Regions from separate parts of the Mus musculus genome. Here regions 1, 3 and 4 are each linked to region 2. A link is a loop called in an ENCODE intact Hi-C map of the cell type or tissue named here. Cell type or tissue: heart. All regions are shown on one strand. Region 1 has its middle 61 kb from the start of Gm41423. Region 2 holds the start of Snai2 (snail family zinc finger 2). Region 3 has its middle 82 kb from the start of Gm41423. Region 4 holds the start of Mcm4 (minichromosome maintenance complex component 4).

Region 1 (2,500 bases), 350 kb after region 2:
TCTATAGCAGGAAAATATAAATGATTTAAGCTCCTGTTGCGAAAACCAGGTTTTCAGAAGTGAGTTTCAAGGATGACCCTGACCTGAAGCATGCTTTTGCCCTTCCCAGGAGCAAAAGGCCTTTATTCCTGCACAGCATTGCACCCTTACTGCTCAGAATGGAGCTACTCTTTGGGCTTTCGTGACTTTATCCTGTTTGGTTCCTTGAGCATCTCCAGAATCAGAATGGACACCCTGTAAGGCTAAGGGTTGGAGAAGTATGGTGCTAATTATCCAACTACCCCACTCCCTAAGGCCCTGTCCTCACATTCCAAGCAGGCTGGTCACTAGGACTCCCATTGGGTTCCCACAAGTTCCCACTGGGACCCACCGTTTTCTGGACAATCCTAGAATCCCGGCTCTGGCTGCCTTCTGCTCGCTATCTAGGCAGTTGTAGCTCACCCACCCCTGAGTGTCCCTGAAATCCCTAAGCCTTGCTCTCACAAGCCTTACACTCCTACCTTGGTTGAGTCCATGCCCTAATCCTTCCTCAAAAAGACTTCAGCTATTCTCTCTCCATTCTCTTTAAATTGAGTGTCAGAGCCCTGCCAGGTTTGCTAAATCTAGCGCTCACTTTAGGCCAAGCCCCACACGGGTTCGCCCCACCCCCAACCTCAGGCTCTCCCCTCTTCCTACCCCCAGGCTCCTGCCTTCCCCCATCCTCCCCCCAAGCAGTGCTCCCAGCCTGCCTATCATCTTGCTCTAATTGTTTCCAGATTCGTGTGGGAGGTCAGGGCCCGGGAGTGCTGCTTCATGCCAAGTTTATAAACAGAGCAGTGTTTCCAGATGGCCGCTGGCTCCAGCCTGGCGAGCAGGTTGATTGGGACCAGAATAACAACAGGTGGAGCGCAGACAATGAGTTCCTTGACACATATTTACTCCCTTGGCGTTTTCTTTCCTTGCAGCCTCCACTCCATCTGCTGTAGCTGCAGAGGTGGACTTCCACAGCATCAGGTCGGGTGGAGGCAGCGGAATGCAAAGGAAAAAAAAGTCATTTCCCTGGAGAGAGCACAGGCTGGGGGTGGGGAGGTGGGAAGGTGGGGGACGAGGGTGTGGGGAGGGACCTATGCCCCTAGTGGACCCAGCTGTCAGTGAACTGGGGACAAGGAGGTGTCTTTCCTTCAGAACGGATTATGGGAACTGCCTTAGGATTTTTTTGAAAGGGAATGACCTAGAGACCTAAACCCTTGTTATATGAACTCAGGGAATGAAGGAAGCAGGCTGGCCTAGCGGTTGAACCGCCAATGGCCTGCCGAGGAACTGCGTGCAGCCCTGGACTCAGGCTACAGGAGGTCTCCAGAGAAACACAGGATCGTGCAGGGGCCTCACAGAAGCATTTGTCCCCAAAGTCCTTAGACCTGAGTCTAAGTCCAGATAGAAGAGCCTGTCCAGTTGGAATTGAAATCATGAGGTATCCGTGACAGCAGGGGCAGGCTAGTGCAGGGTGGAAAGCTGAGAGTATAGGTTTACAGTCCCTCCCTCAAAAAAAAGAAAAAAGGAAAAACGAAAAGAAAAAGGGGGGAAAAAAAGGCACCAGCAAAAACCAGTGTCCCTGAAAGTAAGAAACATAAATATCAGAAGTAAGTTTTAAGGGCCTCAAAGTTAAATCTAAATTATCTCTGTGTCTTTTGACTCTGACTTTCTGCTTTTAAAATGTAACCTGATACTAGGGCTTTGAAGCTTGGGATCCACAATGGGGCTGTGCGATTTATCTGAACTGACAGGGCAGGGCCGAGGCCCTGCTCATCCGCCCCACACCCCACTTACTACACTCCACAGCACTGCTGCACTTTAAAGCATCTCCAAATGCCAGTCGTGTAAAATAAGGCCACACTTGGTATTTCTCCTAGTCAGGGCAGAATCTTTACACAGGATATTAATCCATATTTCTTTAATTACTTCACTACATTTTTTACAAAACACTTATTGAGGTTTTTCTCTGAAAAGCTCCAAGAATTACATAAGGAATTCTTAAGAAAAATAAACATGTCTTAGACTAAAGAGCAACCAAAAAAAAAAAAAAGAGAGAGTTAGAGGGAATACATTCACAACAGGGGACCTAAATGGAACTCCTGGAGAGGGAGACAGGGCAGACCGTTGAGACTGGTGCAGGAATCTGCTCACATTCCAGCCCTATAAAATCACTGAGCAAGGGTTAACTCAAATCCTCTGCAAGGATGGTTTACCCTGCAGAAGCATCTGTGGATGAATCTGAAAACTTGGCGCCCTGTCATTCCAACAGGTGCCCTGTGCAAATACTGTAGCTCTCACCAAACTCAGAAATAAGCAGAAAGAGTCTTGTTTTTCATGAATAGTGGCACAATGAATACTCGTACAAAATTACCATGCTCTGGAGGAGCAAGGTCTGCCCCCAAAATGAAATGGCAGCAGCTAAAGAAAATTCCTCAAACACCATCCTGGCTCAGTAAGTACCTAGCAGTGCTGTCCTAGTTCCACTGTG
Region 2 (2,500 bases):
CGTTCCCTGTTGTCATGTGTGGCTTTGTGCCCTCTTTCAATACTAGATAAAAAACAAACGGTGTGTTTTACTGGAAATTAGGTGGAAGGGGCAAGATTTCTTGCCCTATAGAGCAGGTGTCTAAATCTGAGCAAACCCACTAGAAATAGGTCAACTCAGACTCCAGCTCTGATCCATACTCATGGTAGCTTAGAAAGAAATCTAATACATTTTCTTGTTTTCTTGTCACCTGCAGATTCAGTTCCCTTAGTTTAAGGATTCATATAAATATCTTTCTGTATTTGACATTGAAATCAGTGACTATTGTAAAGAGAAAGAGGAATCATTGAAATTAACCCAGGAAGTCTGCGGGTTTCCCCCTCCCCCGCTCACACGCCCGTTTTCTCATCCCCAGATTAAGAAGTTATGCTGCTTGACAATGCACTTTTCTCTTGCAAGTCTCAACATCGCTGGTGGTATTCTGTTTCCGCTGTTTTCTTCCAGCACCTGTTACGAAAAAAAAGTTAGTTGTCTTGGGGTGGGGAGGTGGGGGAATTGGATTCTGCAATTTTGTTGGGAAGAGTCAGGGTAACATTGAAATAAACAGAGTTGCCTGTGGGCACAGTGAAAACTGCACTTTTAAAATGAATCACTTCGGAGTATTTTTACACCTACCCCTATGTGCAAATGCAAGTGAAGTGACCGGCTGGCTACTGGACTACCTAAACTGCCAGTCAAAGAACTTGGCAAAAGAATCCTTTACCCCATCTTTTAATGCAAACCAGGGATGTGGCGTGAGGAAGGGGGAGGCTTTTGAAGACTAAAGAAAACACCACTAAGTAACGGCAGACACTAAGAATTGTCAGTAGAGATTCATATTTTTTTTTCTTTCTCTAAAATACCATGCGCTACAAAGGGAGGAAGTCTTGTCACATGTCTTCATCAGAACTTTCCATACTTCTTCCAGAGTTTGCCTATTGTCGGAGTCTGCACCAGCCTTCCCTTTTATCTTTACACTCTTCCAGTTCCTGGGGTAGGCTGTAAGGCTTTACTTTCAAGTGTCTAACGCAGCGATCAGCAAGTTAACTTTCTGGCACGCCGCCCTAGACCTGCTGTGGCAGCTGCGGGGAGCCTTTACCTTCCTTTCCCAAAAGCCAGAGCCTACAGCTGCTTGTGTGCAATAACCCCCCTCCAGACGCAACTTCCAAATATAGACTCTCTGGCCACTAGGGGCTGCGCGGTCCCAGTCCGGAGGGCCGCCCTTCCTTCCCGCCCTCGCCTTGCCAGGCACTGCCCACATCTGGAAGCCAAGTCGCCGTAGGTCACCTAGCGGAAACACGTTTCCCCAGTGCTCAAGAACCGAGATTTCCTTTCTTGAAAACATTTAATGTATTTTGAGCCTCCACTGAAATGCCATGAGCAGCCCATTTTGAACCAGAAAAATTTAGTCTGACAACAGAGTCTTCCTCTATTCACAGCTGTTCCAGAAGGAGGAGCTGAAATCTGAACCTCTTGGCTGTGATTGGTTACTTCTAGAAAAAGCAACGGAGAAGGCGCCTCCCCGCCCAGAGGAGCTCAGTCGGGCAGGGAGCCGGGTGACTTCAGAGGCGCCTGCCTGTCCCCCGCCGCACCTGAGCCACCGCGATGCTATAGGACCGCCGCCTGGACCGTTATCCGCCCGCGCCCGCCCGCAGCCACCATGCCGCGCTCCTTCCTGGTCAAGAAACATTTCAACGCCTCCAAGAAGCCCAACTACAGCGAACTGGACACACACACAGGTAAAAATCGCCTCTGTAAATCTGTGCGCGAGTAAACCGCGGTTCTATTGCTTGACTCAGAGAACACACCGGGCCGCTTTCCTTTTAATGCTGTGCCAAAACTGTCCTTGCAGTCTCTTGATTACTTAGGTTAAGTTTTAATTCAAAACCTTTGAGATCTTTGCTGACAAGGAAAGCTTCCTTCCGGTCGGGCAGTATAGTTCTCTGAGCCTGTGTGTACGCAAAAGGAGTGCACGGACGTGATCGCACCCTTCCCCTCGCCTGAGCAGCAATCTCCTGAAGCCAAGCACTTGGGAAAGCAGCTGGATTCGTGCATGCCATTACCCGCCACAGGCACGGTACAGCTAGAACAGCCCACGCATAAAATGAAAAGCAACTTTATAAAAAGTTTTAATATAGTGTCTAGTTCTTCGTTCTAAATTGGGACAGCAAGGCTAGTCCAGAATGAAGGTTAGTCAGGGCAACTGTCAGCCTGCACGAGGACAGTAAGCCCAGGTGAAGGGAAGACTTTATGTGTGTCCTGTGAGTAAGGCTGTCTTCACTAGAGAGTCTCCTATGGAGTCTCCTGCATGTTGTTATGGTCTCTCTCAGACTGTGTACATATATTTTAAAAATATTTTGCCTTAATTTTTTCTTTCCTTCCTTTTCTTTCTTCCAGTTATTATTTCCCCATATCTCTATGAAAGTTACCCTATACCTGTCATACCAAAACCAGAGATCCTCACCTCGGGAGCATACAGCCC
Region 3 (2,500 bases), 490 kb after region 2:
CAGGTTCTCAGAAAAAAGAGTAGTGCTCAGAAATGATGTCCTCAACATTGGCCCTGATTCTCCTTCCTTCAGAGTAGTTGACGAAGTGTCTGGCTGCATGTGTACAATGGGGAGGCACTCATTAAATGTTCTTAGATTAACCATACCTTCTTAGCATCAGAGTTTTGATCACATTCCCTTCCATACTAAAAGATCCTCCACACTCAATATGTCCCCAGTGTCTTCTTACAAGGCCTAGGACTCAGGACCAGCCTCATCCAAGGTCACAGCTGCATGTCCAAGTCATACCTTTTCCCACTAAGTGGATATTACTGAAGCTCTGAGCTGCATTTCTACTCCATCTAGCTAGTAAGTGTACTTGAACCTTAAAGAAATTATCTCTGGCTTTATTGTACTGCTGCCTTGAAACCATTTTCTCTTCCTTCACTCTCTGTCTTCCCTCCCTTTAAGAACCTTCTCTCCTGGGAGGATATGACGAGGATCCAGCTCTGGCCAGGCTCCCACAAAGACTTGGAAAGGGGCCTTCACAGAAGGTACTTGTCCCCTCCCTGGCTTTCAGCACATACCCAGGAATGTCTGCCAAGCTCTTCTGTTTCATCTCTATTTTGTACATTAACACAAGTCCAGCCATACATTTTGCCCATCCAGGATTTCACTCTGGGAAAGTGAAGATCCACTTGCACTACAGCAGAGGAAGGGGTTAGGATCTTTCTAGGAGGCAGCAAAATCAAAAGGACTCAATGCTAAGTGTCCCTCAGAACATCCTCTGATTTCCCAAGGCTGAAGGAAGGAATTATTCTGAAGGTATTAATAGAATGCAGATGTTGGAGAATGTGGCTTTAAATTCTGCTGAACAAATGACCCTGTTGGGAGGTCGTTTCCAGTCTCCAGGGACATTCCACAGAGGGCCCAGCTGATTGTCTCATATTGAAACAACATGTCCAAGACACATTCCAGCCTAAAGCAAGCGGAACAGGGCTACTCTGACCAAGTATAAATCATGAGGCAAAGGGCAACTACATCCCTCAGTGCTGCCCTCCTCCTTCCTGGTTCCCTCCACCTCCTCCACCTACCCCCAAGGAAAACAGAGTTTGAGTAAGAGGCTGCCAAGCCAGGCCGCTGAGGCGCCGGCTGGCTGGCAGCACACATGCTGCAGCTTGGGAAGCTTGCTTCTAGCTTTCCATGCTGTGGCCCTGATGGTTTTGCTTCAGTTCAGTTGCTCTTTGTTTCTGGTCTTCAGTCAAGTCCCAAACCACCAGGCTTCTCTAGAGAATTCAGTCTGACATTTTAAGAGTTAACACCAGAGCCCCCTGGACAGAAGGGCAGATAAGAGAAATTCTGGTGGGAGATGGATGCCGGAAGAACAGGGTAGAGGATTTCTTTAGAAAGTGAATGTGTTACTTGTGAAAATATTAGCCATCCAATAAAAAGAATGAAGTGTCTTTCAAGAGACAGTTTGCCAAAATGGAAAGAAAGTCTTCTTTCAAAGACAGCCAGACCTGGCACTGTTTGGTGAGCTGTGTGTTCAGGACAGACACAAATTAGCTGGTTTAGGGTGGAAGGCATTCCCCAGCAGCCTTTGGCTGGCCACTGTATGTTGGGAGCCGCGCCCACATTCGCCGTTACAAGATGGCGCTGACAGCTGTGTTCTAAGTGGTAAACAAATAATCTGCGCATGTGCCAAGGGTATCTTATGACTACTTGTGCTCTGCCTTCCCCGTGACGTCAACTCGGCCGATGGGCTGCAGCCAATCAGGGAGTGACACGTCCGAGGCGAAGGAGAATGCTCCTTAAGAGGGACGGGGTTTCGTTTTCTCTCTCTCTTGCTTCTCTCGCTCTTGCTTCTTGCTCTCTTGCTTCTTGCTCTCTTGCTTCTTGCACTCTTGCTCCTGAAGATGTAAGCAATAAAGTTTTGCCGCAGAAGATTCTGGTCTGTGGTGTTCTTCCTGGCCGGTCGTGAGAACGCGTCTAATAACAACTGTACTGGCTGAACCTGGCCTTTATAAGTTTGGTTTGTTATGAAAATGTGGGTGAGCCCACCATATCCTTTACTGGGGAAGTCTAACATCAGGCCCTGCCCACAAACCCACCTTCACTAGGCAAATGCAGAAGCTGTGGTCTAGATTTTCAAGGCCACCAGGGATGCTGCTGGTGATCTGAGAGGGCACCAGGTAGAACAGGAAGGGACATCTGTTCTCATGAATCAGAGGAGTTATTGGTAATAGGGATAGAACATCAACAGAAGCTGAGTGTCAATCAACATGGTGACATGAAGCTCCCTACATGGTCCCCTCTCCCTGCAGGTTCACCCAGCCAGCCAGACCCATGAGCAAATGCCCAAGTAATATTTGATGATTGTTAGTATTGAGACAGAGCTACTACTTAAACCAGATATCCTTTAAAATGCAGGGCCAAGTTTGGACTCTGGTGCAGGAGACAGGATGAGGATGTCAACCAGATGGAGCATGTCCTTAACTCAAACCTCCCATGTCTTCAGCCT
Region 4 (2,500 bases), 930 kb after region 2:
TACTGCAATCTTTCATACCCCAATTGTAGTTCTACTATAAAGTATGCTTTCTTTGCTCACTAGGTCCTAAAATGTACCAACTCTGCTTCTCTCCTCAGGTGTTTCAGTGAAGAATCTATCAGTACACACAGAATAATAGCAACTGGTAAACCAGCAAAACCGACGGCTGACCCACCTAAAGAATGCATCTGAGGAGGGCTGGAAAACAAGGCATTCTGTGCAGGTGGGCTCTGCAGGTCGGCTCCTGGTGAGGTGGGCATTGGCAGTAGCTCTCCGGTGGAAGAATCTTCGCCTCTACGTCTCCGATTGGGTGACGACCTGCTTTCCTCACTTCGAACTTCCGTCATACAAAACAAAAAAGACGATCAACGCTCAAGCTTAGTCTTCCAGGAAGTGCCTTAGGGTAGTCATATTACTTAAACAAGAACACCCCCCCCCCAAAACCCTCAAACTGGAACAGAGGGACAAGGTGTAGGAAAAGGTGGGTCAACTGAACTGACCACGCCAGACTGCCTGGAGACGAGAGCCCAGTATGTGGGTGACAGAGGCTACTATATGCTCAAGGCCTGTCAACCACACACCAGGCTCGAAGGACTCAGGACTTTCCACAGTGCTGCGGGAAGAGACACGAGGCGGAAAGGGGGCAGATGAAGGAGGGAACTCACGGGACTGGGTTGGGGTGACTCGTCCGCGTCGGCTGCTGCGGCGGCTCGGGGTGGATGCCGGGGACGACATGGTGCTGTGGTTGCTGCGCGACAAAAGAAATCTGGCTCTCAGTTGTCCCGCTCCGGGACCTCTCGTACCTCGGATCCGGGTTAGTTGCAAACGCGCACAAAACGGCGAGTCAGGGTTCTGCGCCACCCAGGAGAACGTTCCTGGGCCCGCAGGGTGAAGCGATTCCCGCCAGCCGCTCTGTCGTCACAGCGACCGAAGACGCCTGGCCAATCAAAGAGGCAAGCGCGCGTAGCTCCGCCTCCGGAAAGCGCCGTAAGTGAACTCTGAGAAAAGGTTTCCGGCCAATCACAGCGGCAAAGGCGTGTAGCTCCGCCTCCGGAAGGCGCCACTGCAAGCCGGAGGGGGAGTTCTCGACCGCTACCTAGGAATTACAGCCTAGATTCACTTGCACGCCCCTCGCCTTGGATGGGCCAGCCTGCAGCGGGATTGCGTTTTGGCGGGAAACCCGGGGCCGGCACAACTCCCTTGTGTGTTTACATTTGCGTTGTCCCGAGTGCAAACACCAATCTGTGATATCTCCGCATGGTTAGACTGGTTCTGTCCCTTTGCATTCCGATGTGTACATGTTAAACGCTACAGATCTGCAGGCCGGTGCGCGTCTTCACCCCCCCACCCCCGCGAGAGTATAAGGGAGCAGTTCCGGCTGGGCCTTCAGGGAAGAGCTGGCTAGAGTGCTGAGACGCGCATGCGCGAAGCGGTGCCGGCGTGATGGCGGAGGAGGGAACCGGCGTACGGTGTTGGCTACTGCAGCTGCAGGAGTTCCTGTCCGCAGCAGACCGCTGCAGTGCTGCCGGGGCCAGTTACCAGCTGATTCGTAGTCTGGGGCAGGAGTGCGTGCTGAGCACTAGCTCTGCAGTGCAGGGTGGGTAAGGTCCCTAGACGCAGGGCTCAGCGTTTCTCTCCGTGGTGCGTGTAGTCAACGTCCCGTAAAGTTTATGGAATTGGTAGATGTGTATACTGCTCTCTTCCTAGTATCTGAGGAAGATGCTTTAAAACAGGTGTTGGAAAATGACCACCAAGTTTGGTAGTCATTTTTATCCAAAGTTGGATGAGAGTGCAAGATGGAAGTATTTTCTTCCAGAATAAACTCGCTTGAACTCAATAGGACCTTGACAAAAATCCTTTTTTCGTTGCACCATGTTTTCAGAATAATTGCAAAAATTAATGAAAGTCATGCAATTCTGTAGACATTTTTATTTTTTAGGTTAGGTATTTCCTATCTTGGGCTATAGCCCAAGATAGTCTGGAATTTACTATGTATGTAGAACAAGCCTTCAAATACTGGGGTTATAGATGTGAGGTACCACACGTGCCTTGCTCTTTTTAACCATTTAGTAATTGATGTGTTAAAATAGAGGCTCGAATCTGAACACAGCACACTGGGCCAAAAACAGTTCCACGTGTAAGAGGTTTGGAGGGGGTGGCAGAAAGAGAAGGCGCAGAGAGAGAGAGAGTGAGAGAGGGAGGGACATTCCCTTTATTTATATGGAAAATGACAACACAGGTAAAGGTGGGAGGTGAGCCAAGTGGATATTCTGGGAATATGGTGCCTGATGTCTTGGCAACAGGTCTGCTGGCCTTGCTGTCGCCTATGTGATGTCATAGGTTTGGGAGGTCCTGATGCCAACATACCTCCCTTGTTATAATAAAGAGAAGGAAAGAAAAAGGGAGGGGAAAGCCATGGTGAAAAGGGAGCAAGGGTGTTGTGTCTCTTAAGCTGCTTCCTGTTGTCTAGGGTGTCAATTTTGGGGGGTAGCTGGTTTTC

The links. Peaks named below come from ENCODE experiments on the same cell type or tissue, not always from the same donor. Only the 100,000 strongest peaks of a DNase experiment are listed, where the experiment ranks them.
Region 1: it touches region 2 in a loop (4-fold over the local background); 5 of 42 quality-filtered maps call a loop at or near these places.
Region 3: a loop joins it to region 2, with 4 times the contacts of the local background. A loop is called at or near these places in 4 of 42 quality-filtered maps.
Region 4: a loop joins it to region 2, with 12 times the contacts of the local background. A loop is called at or near these places in 11 of 42 quality-filtered maps.

The regions. Positions count from the first base shown.
Region 1 is chr16:15,052,277-15,054,776 of GRCm38, forward strand. It overlaps the pseudogene Gm46561. Among named protein-coding and RNA genes, the nearest start is that of Gm41423, 61 kb to the right of the region's middle. In heart, CTCF peaks have their summits at 1,144 and 1,344; DNase peaks (open chromatin) are centred at 795 and 1,285; H3K4me3 peaks cover 1,216 bases; H3K27ac peaks cover 2,253 bases.
Region 2 is chr16:14,704,296-14,706,795 of GRCm38, forward strand. Snai2 (snail family zinc finger 2) reads left to right here and starts at 1,557. Exons shown (of 3, transcript NM_011415.3): 1 at 1,557-1,757; 2 at 2,416-2,500. The coding sequence starts at 1,679. In heart, CTCF peaks have their summits at 1,212 and 1,422; DNase peaks (open chromatin) are centred at 1,246 and 1,536; H3K4me3 peaks cover 2,227 bases; H3K27ac peaks cover 1,848 bases.
Region 3 is chr16:15,194,559-15,197,058 of GRCm38, forward strand. No RefSeq gene overlaps it. Among named protein-coding and RNA genes, the nearest start is that of Gm41423, 82 kb to the left of the region's middle. RefSeq lists an enhancer at 1-1,558. In heart, no CTCF peak of the experiment used is centred here; DNase peaks (open chromatin) are centred at 523, 943 and 1,613; H3K27ac peaks cover 347 bases.
Region 4 is chr16:15,636,446-15,638,945 of GRCm38, forward strand. It overlaps Mcm4 (minichromosome maintenance complex component 4), which reads right to left and starts at 955. Exons shown (of 16, transcript NM_008565.3): 1 at 666-955; 2 at 176-337. The coding sequence starts at 735. It overlaps Prkdc (protein kinase, DNA activated, catalytic polypeptide), which reads left to right and starts at 1,421. Exons shown (of 86, transcript NM_011159.2): 1 at 1,421-1,597. The coding sequence starts at 1,444. In heart, no CTCF peak of the experiment used is centred here; DNase peaks (open chromatin) are centred at 1,046 and 1,356; H3K4me3 peaks cover 2,430 bases; H3K27ac peaks cover 1,881 bases.